3 separate regions of the Homo sapiens genome follow, and all the other regions are linked to region 3. A link is a contact called in ENCODE Hi-C or POLR2A ChIA-PET data. All regions are on one chromosome and are shown on one strand. Each heading gives the region's core, a stretch centred on a gene start or an enhancer-like site at or near the end of the contact. The rest is flanking DNA. Distances are from core to core; before and after follow the strand shown. Region 1 overlaps NR2F2-AS1 (NR2F2 antisense RNA 1). Region 2 has its middle 410 kb from the start of LINC00924. Region 3 overlaps LOC112268156 (a long non-coding RNA gene).

Region 1 (4,536 bases), core at 1,662-4,161, 190 kb after region 3:
CTCCAGCTTGGGTGATAAAATGAGACTGTGTCTCAAAAAAAAAAAAAAAAATCTTTGGTTTGCCATGAGTAAAAAGTCAACTGAAACCAACTAAAACCAAAAAGGAGAAACATATTAGTTCCAATAAGTGAGGAGTTTAGAGAGTTCAGTTTTCAGGTGTGGCTGGATCCAGGTACTCAAGTAATGTCATCATGCGCATCTAACTATTGCTCCTGCTCTGTGCTGCTCTGCTTCCTTCTCCATTGGCATCCTTCATCAGGCTTTCTTCACTGCAGTTAATGGTTTATATGTGGCTCTTCTAGAAGTGAGCATACTTCTTTCTTTACATCTCCAACCAATGTCTCAGGCAAGCCTTGTATTGGCAGAGCCTGGTATCATGTACCCATCTCTGAACAAATCACTTCCTTCAGAAGAATAAGACATCTGACTGGCTAATCAAGAAGTAGGAGGAGGAGAAAGTGGGGGGAAGGGAAGAGAACATAGAGAAGATGATGGTGATAAATGGACATGTGACATAAGAGTAGCCTCTCGTAGCCCAGAGGTGTCTTGCTGATTTTTATCTTTAATGTTATCTCAAAAATTTAGCTTCCAAAAAACAAAAAGAAATAGACCATTCCATCTCCTCTTTAGGTTATGTTGTTTATTTGTGCCTTATTTATTTTATTTAAAAGAAAATACTACAGAGTAGCTTTGAACAAGGCAAGGCTTATATGGATGATGCCATTTAGGAGCGAGATAGTTTCTTTCTCTGCTTCATTGTACTTGGTGATAATTATAATCGGTGCCCATGGTGACTCTTTATTGTGTCATTCCAATAAATTCACATTCATATTTAAAATCATAAATTAACAAGGGTTACTACAAAGTGTTCCTTATTACACATTTATAATTTCTCAGACACAAGGAAAATAATGGGAGTTTCCCTGTGGTCATTTGTCACATAATAATATCCTTCCGCCCTGCTGCATACAAAGGTCCCATTGATTGGAAGAGCAGCTACACTTGTGCGCAGGGCCAAAGGATTGGGGAAATTCTCAACTGGTTTAACAAGAATGAGCACCACACATTCTGAAAGGTCTGCAGTGACCAAGTCACCAAAACTGGGTCTGCAATGAGAATTGGGAAAAATTAGAGAAGTGCCTTTAGGCAACTAGAAACTGAGAGACCGAGAGTTCACATAAGAGCAAATGAGTATCTTGGGCCATGCCTTATATTTCTCCTGAAATTTCTTCCCACTCTCAACAGAGAGAGAGAGAGCCAAGGGAGAGAGCTATTCCATAGCCACATGGGTGCCGGTCCTCACACCCAGACCCTGAAGCCCCCGTAGCATTACTGAGAATTATATTCTCCCCCTTCCCTTGACTTTTTTGTTGAACTTTTCTTTTTCTTTTAGACCCAGGACAGAACATTGAGTAAGTCATACTCCTCAACTCATAGCACGCTATCGTTACAAGTTTGTGCCAAGCCCTTCACTCATGTGTTCATTAACTTTTATCTCCTTTTCCCCTTCCATTTTCCTCCCACAACCCATAAACAATAGCAGTATTGTGTTCGATGACATCCTTGAGTTTGTATGCATTCTCATAAGACACCCCAAATTTCCTTGCTCTGTCTGTATATGTACCTTATATACACATACGTTTATGTATAAGCATATATATACATACATGTTTACATATATACACATATGTATGTTTATACATAAATGGTGCCCACAGATGTTTTTGTGGTTTTCCTCCCTCTTAGTCAGTTTTTAAGATTTAATCTGCACTGCTTCATACTGCTGCATAGCATTGTATGATGAGCCTCCCTGACATCTCACTACCCATCTCCCCAGCGAAAAACACCTCAGTCACCCCATCCTCACCACCACACCCAATGCTGGGATGGGTTCCACTCCCAGGAGCAGGACAGCTGGGTCATGGGGCTCATGGATCAGTCTCCATCTGACTTCCCTGCGTTGACTATGAAGCACCCACCATGATGATGGTATCAGGTTCATAGCATGTGAATGGAAGAATCTGGGGCTCAAAGAGGTTAAGTGATCTGCCTAACTTCACATCGCTAGTTAAATGCTGGCGTCTGGATTTAAAGCCAAGTTTCTCTGACTCCCAGGTTCACATCCTTCCACCGTAGACTGCCCTCTGAGACAGCCACGTATAAAGGGGTCCTGGAGAACCTCTGACTGGCCTGCACACTGGGAGGAGTGTGGAGTCTCGGGAAGCTCATGCCATTTGCAGGAGGGAGGAGCCTGGCTCCTTCTCTTCCTGGGTGGTACCTGGGATTCAGCCTGTGAGGTGGGAAGCCTGTACTAGCAGGACTCTCACTATGCTGAGAATCTGCTTCCCCTTTTATTCCCTTTTGCCCAATAAATTCCGTTTTTCTAACCCTTCAAAGTGTCTGCAAGCCTAATATTTCGTGGTTGTGTGACAAGACCCCTATTTCAGCTGAACTAAGGAGAAAGGCCTACAACACTTCCATAGAGAGCTTATGTTTCAATATCCTAGGCTATAGGTAGCAAAGATTTGGTTAGCAATCTTTCTTGTAAGAAGGCCAGAAAAAGTATTCCTTCCCTTCATCAGGCATCCAATCCCCCCAGTGCCTTCAGGCCTGCTGGGAGTGGAGAACAGGGCCTGCCACAAGGTCATTGTATAATCAGAGGTGAGGGAGAGCCCCACTGGCTAGGGGCCAGGCAAACGTAGGCCTCCTCGCACCCCTGATGCAAGCAGATTAACAGCTGCCATCTGGCAAGCACAGTTTCTCCATGCAAACTGCAAACCTCACCCCCCGGGTGAATCACTGGTGTGTCCAATACCAGTCAAGCCCGATGAAACTCTGATGGCTCTATTAATGAAGATGAAAACTTGAGATACGCCAAATACAGATTAAATGGCATCTTGGTAACATGATTATCTCTGAATTACTAGCAGCAGAGAGACAGCCAAATGACTAATCTTGGGGAAGGCCGAGTGCTTTGGACAGAGGATTCGCTACTTCAGCCCCAGGGCATCATTTGCTGTATCAGAGTCGTATTTTACCACAGGGAACACCCAAGAGTGGTGGCTTCCTCTGCAGTAGAAAGTCACTCTGTTTCCAGAGAAGATTTACTTTCTTCAAGTTCTGAGATACCAAATGCAGAATGGTCTGAAACAAGATGACGAGGGAGTATGTCAGGAAAAAATGAGGAGGAATCACAGGAATCTGGCAGATGTTCCTGTCGATAGCATTGTTGAAATTAACAGAAATGAAAGGATAGAAATGATTGAGAAGGAAGCCTAAAAGCCACAAGCCAAGTCATTTTCTCCTGCTTTCTTTCCACTTCCGTCTTTAGCTCTCTAGTATTTAGTAAGCTCTTCATTCTTTTTTTTTGTTTTTTTTTGATGGAGTCTTGCTCTGTCGTCCAAACTGGAGTGCAGTGGCACAGTCTTGGCTCACTGCAACCTCTCCCTCCTGGGTTCAAGCAATTCTCCTGCCTCAGCCTCTTGAGTAGCTGGGACTACAAACACCTACCACCACACCCAGCTACTTTTTGTATTTTTCTTTTTTCCCGAGACGGAGTCTTGCTCTGTCACCCAGGCTGGAGTGCAGTGGTGTGATCTCGGCTCACTGCAACCTCCGCCTCCAGGGTTCAAGCGGTTCTCCTGCCTCAGCCTCCCCAGTAGCTGGGATTGTGCCACTGTGCCCAGCTAATTTTTGTATTTTTAGTAGAGACGGAGTTTCACCGTATTGGCCAGGCTGGTCTTGAACTCCCAACCACAAATGATCCTCCTGCCTCAGCCTCCCAAAGTGCTGGGATTATAGGCATGAACCGCCGTGCCCAGCCTGTTTAGTAAGTTTTTCTATGCTAGTGCTTTCAATCCATTAGCACATGTCACCTCTGTGAGGTGGGCATTGTCATTTCCATGTTCCATGTGGGAAAGCTAAGGTTTACAGTGTTCATGACCAGACACAGTGGCTCACTCCTATAATCCCAGCACTTTGGGAGGCTGAGGTGGGGGGATCACTTGAGCCTAGGAGACTAGCCTGGGCAACAATTGTGAGACCCTGTCTCTACAAAAAAATTAAAAATTAGCCGGGACACCTGTGCTCCCAGCTACTTGGGAGGCTGAGGTGGGAGGATCATTTGTGCCCAGGTGGGTAGGGCTGCAGGGTGCTATGATCTCACCGCTGCACTCCAGGCTGAGAGACAGAGTGAGACCTTGTCTGGAAAAAAAAAAAAAAAAAGAGTGTTAATGACTTGTCTGACATCGCACATCAGCTGGAAAAGGGAGGTTAAGAAATTTTCATCTTCTTTTTTTTTTTTTTGATATGGAAATCCAGCTCTGTCATCCAGCCGGGAGTGTAGTGGCATGATCTCGGCTCACCGCAACCTCTCCCCCCTGGGTTCAAGCAATTCTCTGCCTCAGCCTCCTGAGTAGCTGAGATTACAGGTGCCCGCCACCATGCCCAGCTAATTTTTATATTTTTAGTAGAGATGGGGTTTTACCATCTTGGCCAGGCTGGTCTTGAACTCCTGACCTCGTGATCCATCCACCT
Region 2 (4,675 bases), core at 637-3,136, 200 kb before region 3:
CTAACTCCCAACAATCAAAGTAGCAGCTAATTCAGAGTATATACCTAGAACTGTAACAATAACAGCAAAAACTGGAATGCAGCACCTTTGTGCTCAGAATTACAAAAGAGAGTTCATTTTCAATCAACATGCACTTACTATATGAAAAGCACTGGATTAGATGCTGTGGAGCAGAAAAAAGAATTAATACCCATCCTCAAGGAGCTTACCATCCAGTTACAAGCAAAACCTGAACTCACAGAACTATAAAAATGTAAGACTAAAAAATGTAGCATTTCTCATTAACTAAGTGGAAAATACCAAATCACTTTCCTTTACTTTTATCACCTCTTTTACAACCCTTCTCCCAACTGGATGGCAGTCATCCTTCTGCTGGGCTTTCATAATTCTCTGGAGCTCCTTTAAAATATGTGCTCCTTGTACTGAACCTGCCTGAATCTGTTTTCACATCTGTGAAATGGGATACTGAGGACCAACCCCCACTGAGTTATCGTAGAATTAAATGGGTCAATGACAATAAAATGCTTAGGATATTTTCTGGCACATGAGAGCTACTCAATCAATGATAACCAGTGTCAATATTATTATTATTATTATGACTACCTATGTCTATACCTAACTTTCTGACCAGATTTATCATCTTCATGTAATTTTGTTCATAATTCTAAGAGCTCCTAGAAGACTACATTGAATATTGTATCTGTTTTCTCAAAGGAAAATAGTGAAGCATATGGTAAATCTTCATGGTACAATTAGGATCTGGAGGAAAAGTGTTTACTGGGCTCATAGAAGGATCAAAGTGGGATTGCTGAAGAATGTCAGGTGAAATGAATGAGGGAATAGAAAGTATCTCAGTCTGGGTGAAAAAGCAAGATGAGGCATAAACCATGGAAGCATAAGAAGAAGAGAGACAGTTGCAGCAGGAATGATATTGGGTAAATGATAAAAAAGGGAACTCAGAAGGTTATTGCAGTAGTATAGGCACAAAAATCTGAGAACTTTTATTAAATGGGGCAACAAAAATAGAAAGGATAGAATCAGGTCATAGATGGAAGAAAGAGTCAATGGGATTGAATCATTGTTAACACATAGGAAGCAAGAGAGAGAAGAAAAAATTCAGAAGCAAGGCTCAATTTCTGAGTTTAGACAACAAAGACAATGAGAATAATACATATTGGAAATGAAACAGAAAGCAGAGCCCCTCTCCACCCTTGCTTTTGTTTCTAATCAGTGACAGGAACTGAGTTTCAGATATGTTAAGTTTGAGGTTTGCAGGATGTCAAAGTAGACGTGTTTACTAAGTTATTATCATGTGAGGTTGGATCAGTGAGGAAAAAACAACTAGAGAACGAGAAACAACAACTAGCTCCCTAATTCAACTGAACTTTGTCTGCATAAAGTTGGCATCAAGGTGCATAGATAATCATAAGCTCTTAGCAGAAGTCTCTTGGTGCCAGCATCAGTGAAGAGAGGAACAAAACCAATCCAGCCACTCTTTTTCTGATGATGCATCTACACCCTTGGTTCTACTTGGTTTCTCTGCACAGAGGGAGTTCTTCCATCTTTGGATCTAAAAACAATATCTTTTCATTTTATCTGCAGCAATAGTCTAGCTCTCAGAGACAAAGTCAGTGAGAAACAAAGAAAGGCCCTCGCCACTCAATTCAGCTCCCAGTACAAAGACCAGAGTCACAGTGGTGTCCACAGCCCGCATCGGCATAAATACAGATGGACTGAAATACGCATTTTACCTAAAATAAAGGCTTTATACCATGCAAGCAAAAATAGAGGTGGTTTTTTTTCCCCCCAGAAAGTAAGACCTTCAACAAGCCAGAACACCACTGTTTATTTTAAAGAATTTTTAAACTCTGATTCAGACTATGGACGCCAGGCCAATTGCTGAATCCCACGGGGGCATCTGCATGCTGAAATCTCTGCCTGGAAAGTCAGTTTTTAATGGTGCTGTTACAAAACTATGTGTCCTCAAGTAGAACTACAAAAACTCCAAAGACATATTAATTCCAATTCCACGACACAGGCCTAAAGATAGAGTGGAGGAAGTGCTTGGTCATGTACACACATCAAATTCACTGGCCTTTCTAATACCTTCAGTGAGATTATACTCTTTAACATCTGTTTGTTTTCTTAACCACGTTCTCATTTGTTTTCCATGAGTACTTACGATTCAGGTCACTGTTAGAACTTAGGGAGTAAAACAGAAAGAAATAATCACTCAGATTTAAGTCTAGTTTGCCCATTTCACAGATAAAAAAACTGAGGAGGGGGTGCTAAATGGTTACCCAAGTTCAATTAAAAGAGCATGAACTAGAACTGAGGTCTCCCCAGAACCCAAATCATGAATTTTCCCAACTGCCTTGTTTCTTTTCAGGCAGAAGAGCTCAAAAGGAAAACACTGAGGGACCTTCTCACCTCTAGGTTCTGCAGGATAACCTGTGGTGGAGAGTTCTTCCTACGTGTTGAGTCAGAGCACAGGGAGTGAATGGGGTGGGGAAGAGAAAGAGGAGAAACAATTTCAATCACTTTGTGTTTGTGAGGAGAGCTACTCAGAGAGTTCCCCCTCTATTTTAGACATTGGTTGGCACTGAAAACCTGTGGAAGCATGGGCCCTCTGGGAAGAGTGGGCTAAAAGAAGCATCCAAAGACACAGAAAAGCATAGCAAATTTTCCAGTAGCTCATGCCGCAGCATCACATGCATATTCTTTTGAAGCACCCCTAACCTCTTCTCTTTCCTACACCTTCAAACTGGAGTTTCTGTCTGATCATATTCAGCTGTTTTTTCCTCTGCTACAAAGAAGCTCAGCACTTTCATGTCTGAGTTGCCAAGTGACACTCTATGTTTGAGAGCCCAGAAGAGGATGGAACTCAGGCCTTGAGAATAGGAAGGGGGCAGTTGACTAGGCAGAGGTAGATGGGCATAATTCGGTCCACGCTGCCGTCTCCCCAGAAAACAGACCTGAGATATGGAGACGGGGGTGGCATTCGGAGATAACTAGTAGGTTTTTGGAACAATCAGGTTCTACTTAAGGATAAATAAACATAAGTATATCCTACTCATAATGAATTCCAAAAGTAATAGACAATTGTTAAAACCCGCCTTCTTCAAATCATGAAGCATGTACCAGTAGGTCAAAATTATTGCCAGATAACCATTTAAAAGCAAGCCACGGTAAGTTCAAAATATATACTCCAAGTTCATGAAGAGATGCATCAGTTATGTATAGTATTCTCCTAAAAAGAAGGTTAAACTGATATGAATGGGAAGCCGGTCAGTACTTTCTCTACTTTCAAGAAATTTGTTTTCCCAAATTGCAACTATTCATTTTTCTGTGAAAAGATTCATAGAAAAAAAATCCAATCTCAACCATTTTCTCATCAAAGGAAACGTCTTTAAATCTTAGCCTCAAGAAATGATCTCTAGAATGAGATTGTAGCAGAGTTGTATACAATGGAGTTTTAAAAATACCTCGGATCAGTAACTTTATTTTTTTATTTATTTTTTTATTATACTTTAAGTTTTAGGGTACATGTGCACATTGTGCAGGTTAGTTACATATGTATACATGTGCCATGCTGGTGCGCTGCACCCACTAACTCGTCATCTAGCATTAGGTATATCTCCCAGTGCTATCCCTCCCTCCTCCCCCTACCCCACCACAGTCCCCACAGTGTGATATTCCCCTTCCTGTGTCCATGTGATCTCATTGTTCAATTCCCACCTATGAGTGAGAATATGTGGTGTTTGGTTTTTTGTTTTTGCGATAGTTTACTGAGAATGATGATTTCCAATTTCATCCATGTCCCTACAAAGGACATGAACTCATCATTTTTTATGGCTGCATGGTATTCCATGGTGTATTTTTTTGAGACAGAGTCTCACTCTGTTGCCCAGGCTGGAGTGCAGTGGCACAATCTCAGCTCACTACAACTTGTGCCTCCAGGGTTCAAGCAGTTCTCCTGCCTCAGCCTCCTGAGAAGCTGGGATTACAGGCGCACGCCAACAAGCCCGGCTAATTTTTGTGTTTTTAGTAGAGACAGGGTTTCCCTATGTTGGCCAGGCTGGTCTTGAACTCCTGAACTCAGGTGATCCACCCACCTTGGCCTCCCAAAGTGCTAGGCTTACAGGCATGAGCCACCGTGCCCGACCAGGATCAGTAACTTCTAAAGGATATGCTCAAATGACACAATGAGGTGCCCATCAGTAGAAGGAAGCTCCAACCTTGTCAGCTTGACAGGGGAATGAAAAAGAAAATTCCGCCAGTTGTTAAACCCAGCTAACGTGTGATTGATCTGAGTTCGGCTGTTGGTGGTTAAATAGAACTCCCCTCTGGCGTTTATGTCTCAGTTCTGACTTTGCTTCAGCCTGACCATGAGGGGTCTATAAGTATTTGAGCCTCCACATTTCCCTTGTTCTGCACCTAAGATACTTTTAGATTGCTCTTTAGAGCCTGAATGCTCTAAGCTCTTGGCGTCCACTTTGACCATGAAGAGCTCCGACTGCAGACAGATGCTTATGACTGGGGATGGCTCACATGTTATCTTCCAGATAGTCTCTCTAGAGAGAGAAAAGGCAGAATCAGAGTGGCGTTCTGCAGTCAGAGTAGTTAAGGGAGTTAAGGTGGCGTTCAGGCAGGGTGAGCCTCTGTGCAGCCGATC
Region 3 (4,273 bases), core at 1,018-3,517:
GCTTTATTCAGTCAGGTAACGATTTCCTAATTCTTAGAGAATCTTCTCCAAATTCTTCCAACGGATCATACACACTCACTTTCCACCTCCATGGGCAAAACAGAACTTGCTTCACATTTTATTATTTTGTTTAGTCATCTGTCATCTGGTAGAAAAAGAGAGAGCACGAGCAGCAGGGAAGAGGAATGGAAAGGATGGGAAGAGGAATGAAATTTTGGGGGAGTGACAAACTTCACATGGATATTCACAATATTTATTGGTCCATGCACCTTCAGAATTTTTTCATTGAATATCAAACATTCTAGTAAATGCCTAAAGCTACTCACTCTAATATCAGTTGTATGGTGATTAAGAAGGAGCAAAAAACTGGGGGATCATGGGGACCGAGTGTTAAATTTTAACCTTGCTACTTAGTGAATCTGCCTTAAGACCTGCGGTCTGTTACTTACTCCCATTTGACTTCAATTATGCCTCAACTATTGAACAGAGACAATAGTATCAACTTTCAGCGTTATTACTAGAATTAGAAATAATATAATAAGCACCTATAGTAAGTGGCTGGAACATGTTAGGCACTCAATAAAAAGTAGATGATATTAAATTTCCTGTTCAGAAATAAACGGTATTACATTCCCAGAATTAAACTGCTGTATAAAAACTTATAAATTAATTTGCTAATTCCCATGATATTTAGAAATTGTGTATTGAGTCCCAATGCCTTTAAAGATGGTCCTGTACAAACAGGGGAACAACAGACACTGGGCCTCTCAGAGAGTGGAGGGTGGAAGGAGAAAGAGAATCAGGAAAAATAACTAATGAGTACTACACTTAATGCCGGGGTGACAAAATAACCTGTATGACAAACCCCCATGACACAAATTCACCTATATAACAAACCTGCACATGTGCCCCTGAACTTAAAATAAAAGTTGAAATAAATAAATAAAGATGGTTTTAGTAACAGTATCTTAAGAACACTAGAGAGTCATATTATCCAGGTCTTATCAGGGGACCCAGATGGGATCACCAGGTTGTCAGTACAAGGAGACTAGCATGCAAAGGGAGAGGCAAGATGTTTATAAAGTACCTCTTATTGAGTGTACACCTCAAAAACACCAGGCCAAATGATGTATATGCATTACCTAATTTAATACAACACATCTACAAGGCAAGTACTATGGAGATAGCCACTTTAGAGCTGAGAAAACTGAGATACTGGGTTCTCCAAGGTCTTCATCACAGTCCAACTCTGGAGCACATGCTGCTAGCTCCTGTGACAGGATAAATATAAGGAGCAGAACTACAAATCAAGCCTGTGATATAATAGGTATAATGTCGATTGGGCAGATGGAAGAAGAGATAATGCAGAAATTTCAGCTACATAAGTCAAGAGACAGCCAGGCACTAGCAGGTAGAACCAGGCAGCTCAGGAGCTCACTGCATGGACACTGGCACCTGGCAGGATTGTGCTGTTGGTTTCAGGACCAAGGGCAACTTCTCAAAGGGACCAAGCTGGGCTAGAAAAATGGGCACATTCTAAATGTAATTTACAATCTATGTTTTTGAAACTGAAAAACACTTTCTCAAAAAGAAAACTTTAACACAGATCGTACAAATGACCAATGAGCACATAAAGAGATGCTTAATACCATTAACCATTAGGGAAATGCAAATCAAAACCACAGTGAGATACTTCACACACACTTAGATAACTACCAAAATAATGGACAATAGCAAGTGTTGGAAGGGATGTGGAGAAATTGGAACCCTAGGAAACTGCTAGCAGGAACGTGAAATGGTCCAGCCACCATGGAAAGCAATTTGATGGCTCCTCAATGAGCCCAGTAGAGAATTTCCATATGACCTAGGAACTCCACTCCTGGGTATATTCCCCAAGGAACTGGAAACTGGTGTTCAAATAAAAACATTCACAAAAATGCTCATGTTAGCACTATTCACAGTAGCAAAATAATGAAAACAACTCAGATGTTCATCAACTCATGAAGGAATTTTTTAACATGTGACATATTCATGGAATGGAATACTATTCAACCATAAAAAGGAATGAAATTTTGATACATGCTACAAGGTGAATGAACTTCGATTGAAAACATTTATTGTAAGTAGAAGCAGTGAGACATAGAAGGTTATGTATATGGCATAATTCCATTTATATGAAACATAAAAAGTAGAGTTGGCAAATCCACACAGACAGAAAGCAGATTAGTGGTTGCCACGGGCTGGTGGAAGAGGGAAAATGAAGAGTAACTGCTTAATGGGTTTGGGGTTTCCTTTTGGGGTGGTGAAAATGTTCTCGTGGTGATGGTTGCATCACAACATGGTAAATGCAGTTAGTGTCACGGATGGTAAATTTTATGTTATATGTATTTTACCACAATTTAAAAAACAGAAAAAGAAAACCTTTATGAAAGCTCTATATGGAAAACTGATAAAAGCAGGGTAGCGCTGGTGAAATCTGGCATCGACAGGAACCCTGGAGCCATTCTTCTTCCAGCTTCCCTGGACACACTGTCGTTAGAACAGAGAAAGCCAAGTTTACTTATCTAACCCATAACACGCAGCTCTGAAGAAAAGCAGAACTGAAATTTCTCTGTTGTCACACGGAAGTGCCAGCTACACTTTGAGCCAAATGCTAAGGGAAAGTTTTCAAAAGTTCAAATTTATAGAAGCCACACTAGGAATTTTAATTTGCATGGAAAAACGAGAAACAAGCCTCTTAAAAACAAACAAACAAAGCCTATGGGAATGTTTCCAGTTATTTTTTAAGTCTTTAGTGATAGAAAACATTAGCCAAACTTTCCCCTGTTGACTCTCATGGAAAAAAAAAAATGTCAAAAAAAGGGTCTTACTTTGTAGCATACATGGCCATTTTTCATCAGTTTTGCAAAGCCAGGTTCTACCTTTTCATTTAACTTTGGGGATGTGTCTCTTAACCAAAATCTAACTTTTCAAGGTGCTTCATTCATTGCTTTAAAAGTTCCTTCAGGTGGTGGTGTCATCTTTTTGTCCACTTATTTGTTGGGAAGTCATCTACTGGTGTCCTAAGCCAGGATTCAGCATTACTCTCAGCCTTGCAAATGAATTAACGGGTGACCATCTCGCTATCTCTACACTAGAAACAGACTTGAACATACTCACCTCTTTCAGTCCTAATCTCTTCTTTCCTTCCTCCCAATTCACAGTTGCCTGCAACTGGTTCCGAGTGCCCATGTGTGGGCATCTCCACCGAGGGAGGGAGGCATGGGGTGAGGTCCTTTCTTCCTCTTTAAGGAGTGGATTTTCTCAAGAGCAACGTGGGAAGTTCTACATTAATGTTGAAGCTGAGCTTTCTTGCCACTGTGTGTGTGGCACAGGAAACAGGCTCTCCACATGATGGTAAGAAGCCTTAAACCCAGATTACGGCACCTTTCTCTCTGGAGTGCTCTTTTTGGGTAGAGGGTAAAAGGTCATCCTCTCAGACTGGATAGTTGTTCTCAGCCAATTACATGATCTCCGTGCTTCTACAAAAGGGATCTTTGAAACTGCATCAAAAGATTTTATGCAACTGATTTACAAAAAGCACAATTAAGTAGATGGAAGCATTATTCAAGACCATCTGGTGGAAGAGGTAGCATATTTAAAATTCTAGTATAATTATTAGCGGCAAAAAAGATTGTTTTAAATGACGAGCTATCCATTATCTGTCATACTCTGGTAGACTACATAGCTCCATTTATTCCATCAAGGTCCCAAAATAAAAAGATGTAAACATGGTACCATTGGAATGCTAGAACTCAAGAAATCTACATGTAGAGACGAAGCTCAGGAGAGAAGCTATGGATGGCCTTGAACTCCCAATTACAAATCTTTATTTTCTGTGTTTCACTGGAAGCATTAAAACTGCTTCAATGGAAAAGAAATCAGATTTATATTCTTTTTTCTTTTTCTTTTCTCTGGGCATCATTGAAACCAAGGACGGTGCCTTGCTGGGATTTTTCTTATCCTTGAAGGGCAATTGTCAAGCATAAGTCTCCAGCGTCAGAAGGTGTTGAGTCAGTGTGTTTCTGTGTCAAGGACTGCAGACCCAGTTGCACTTCCAAAATGCCCTCCTTCAGCTTTAACATAGTCAGAGGTGATTTAGGTCAACACTTGTGCCATGATCAGTAAGTTTATCCGCAACTAATACTTGGTTACCCCGAGGTTGTTTAGAGTATTACATACAGTTTTTAACAAATCCCTGCTCTTTTTTCTACATGGAAATAATAATCTTGTT

Evidence for each region. Hi-C counts contacts between places; a loop is a spot of excess contacts on that map. ChIA-PET counts read pairs that join two places held with the same protein, here RNA polymerase II (POLR2A). Pooled maps may share reads with other maps.
Region 1: a map of GM12878 shows a loop between it and region 3 (2.8-fold over the local background). The contact joins two enhancer-like sites. A Hi-C loop is called at or near these places in 2 of 168 maps with a recorded cell type or tissue (GM12878 and PC-9), 8 of 37 single-sample maps with no recorded cell type and 6 of 50 pooled maps. POLR2A ChIA-PET finds 5 or more read pairs at or near these places in 3 of 52 experiments (GM12878, H1 and PC-9).
Region 2: a pooled map shows a loop between it and region 3 (4-fold over the local background). The contact joins two enhancer-like sites. A Hi-C loop is called at or near these places in 1 of 168 maps with a recorded cell type or tissue (left cardiac atrium), 9 of 37 single-sample maps with no recorded cell type and 5 of 50 pooled maps.

The regions. Positions count from the first base shown.
Region 1 is chr15:96,231,480-96,236,015 of GRCh38, forward strand. All of the region lies in intron 2 of NR2F2-AS1 (NR2F2 antisense RNA 1), which reads right to left. Among named protein-coding and RNA genes, the nearest start is that of NR2F2-AS1, 93 kb to the right of the region's middle. Within about 2 kb of position 2,912, at least 2 of the 41 ENCODE cell types and tissues checked have a DNase peak (open chromatin) inside an H3K27ac peak, as active enhancers do; they include GM12878, where a contact is called at or near this core.
Region 2 is chr15:95,838,230-95,842,904 of GRCh38, forward strand. No RefSeq gene overlaps it. Among named protein-coding and RNA genes, the nearest start is that of LINC00924, 410 kb to the left of the region's middle. RefSeq lists an enhancer at 1,201-1,260. Within about 2 kb of position 1,887, at least 8 of the 41 ENCODE cell types and tissues checked have a DNase peak (open chromatin) inside an H3K27ac peak, as active enhancers do.
Region 3 is chr15:96,040,529-96,044,801 of GRCh38, forward strand. The region is part of intron 1 of LOC112268156 (a long non-coding RNA gene); the gene reads left to right. It overlaps LOC105370998 (a long non-coding RNA gene), which reads right to left. Exons shown (of 4, transcript XR_001751688.2): 4 at 2,095-3,542. Among named protein-coding and RNA genes, the nearest start is that of NR2F2-AS1, 280 kb to the right of the region's middle. Within about 2 kb of position 2,268, at least 3 of the 41 ENCODE cell types and tissues checked have a DNase peak (open chromatin) inside an H3K27ac peak, as active enhancers do; they include GM12878, where a contact is called at or near this core.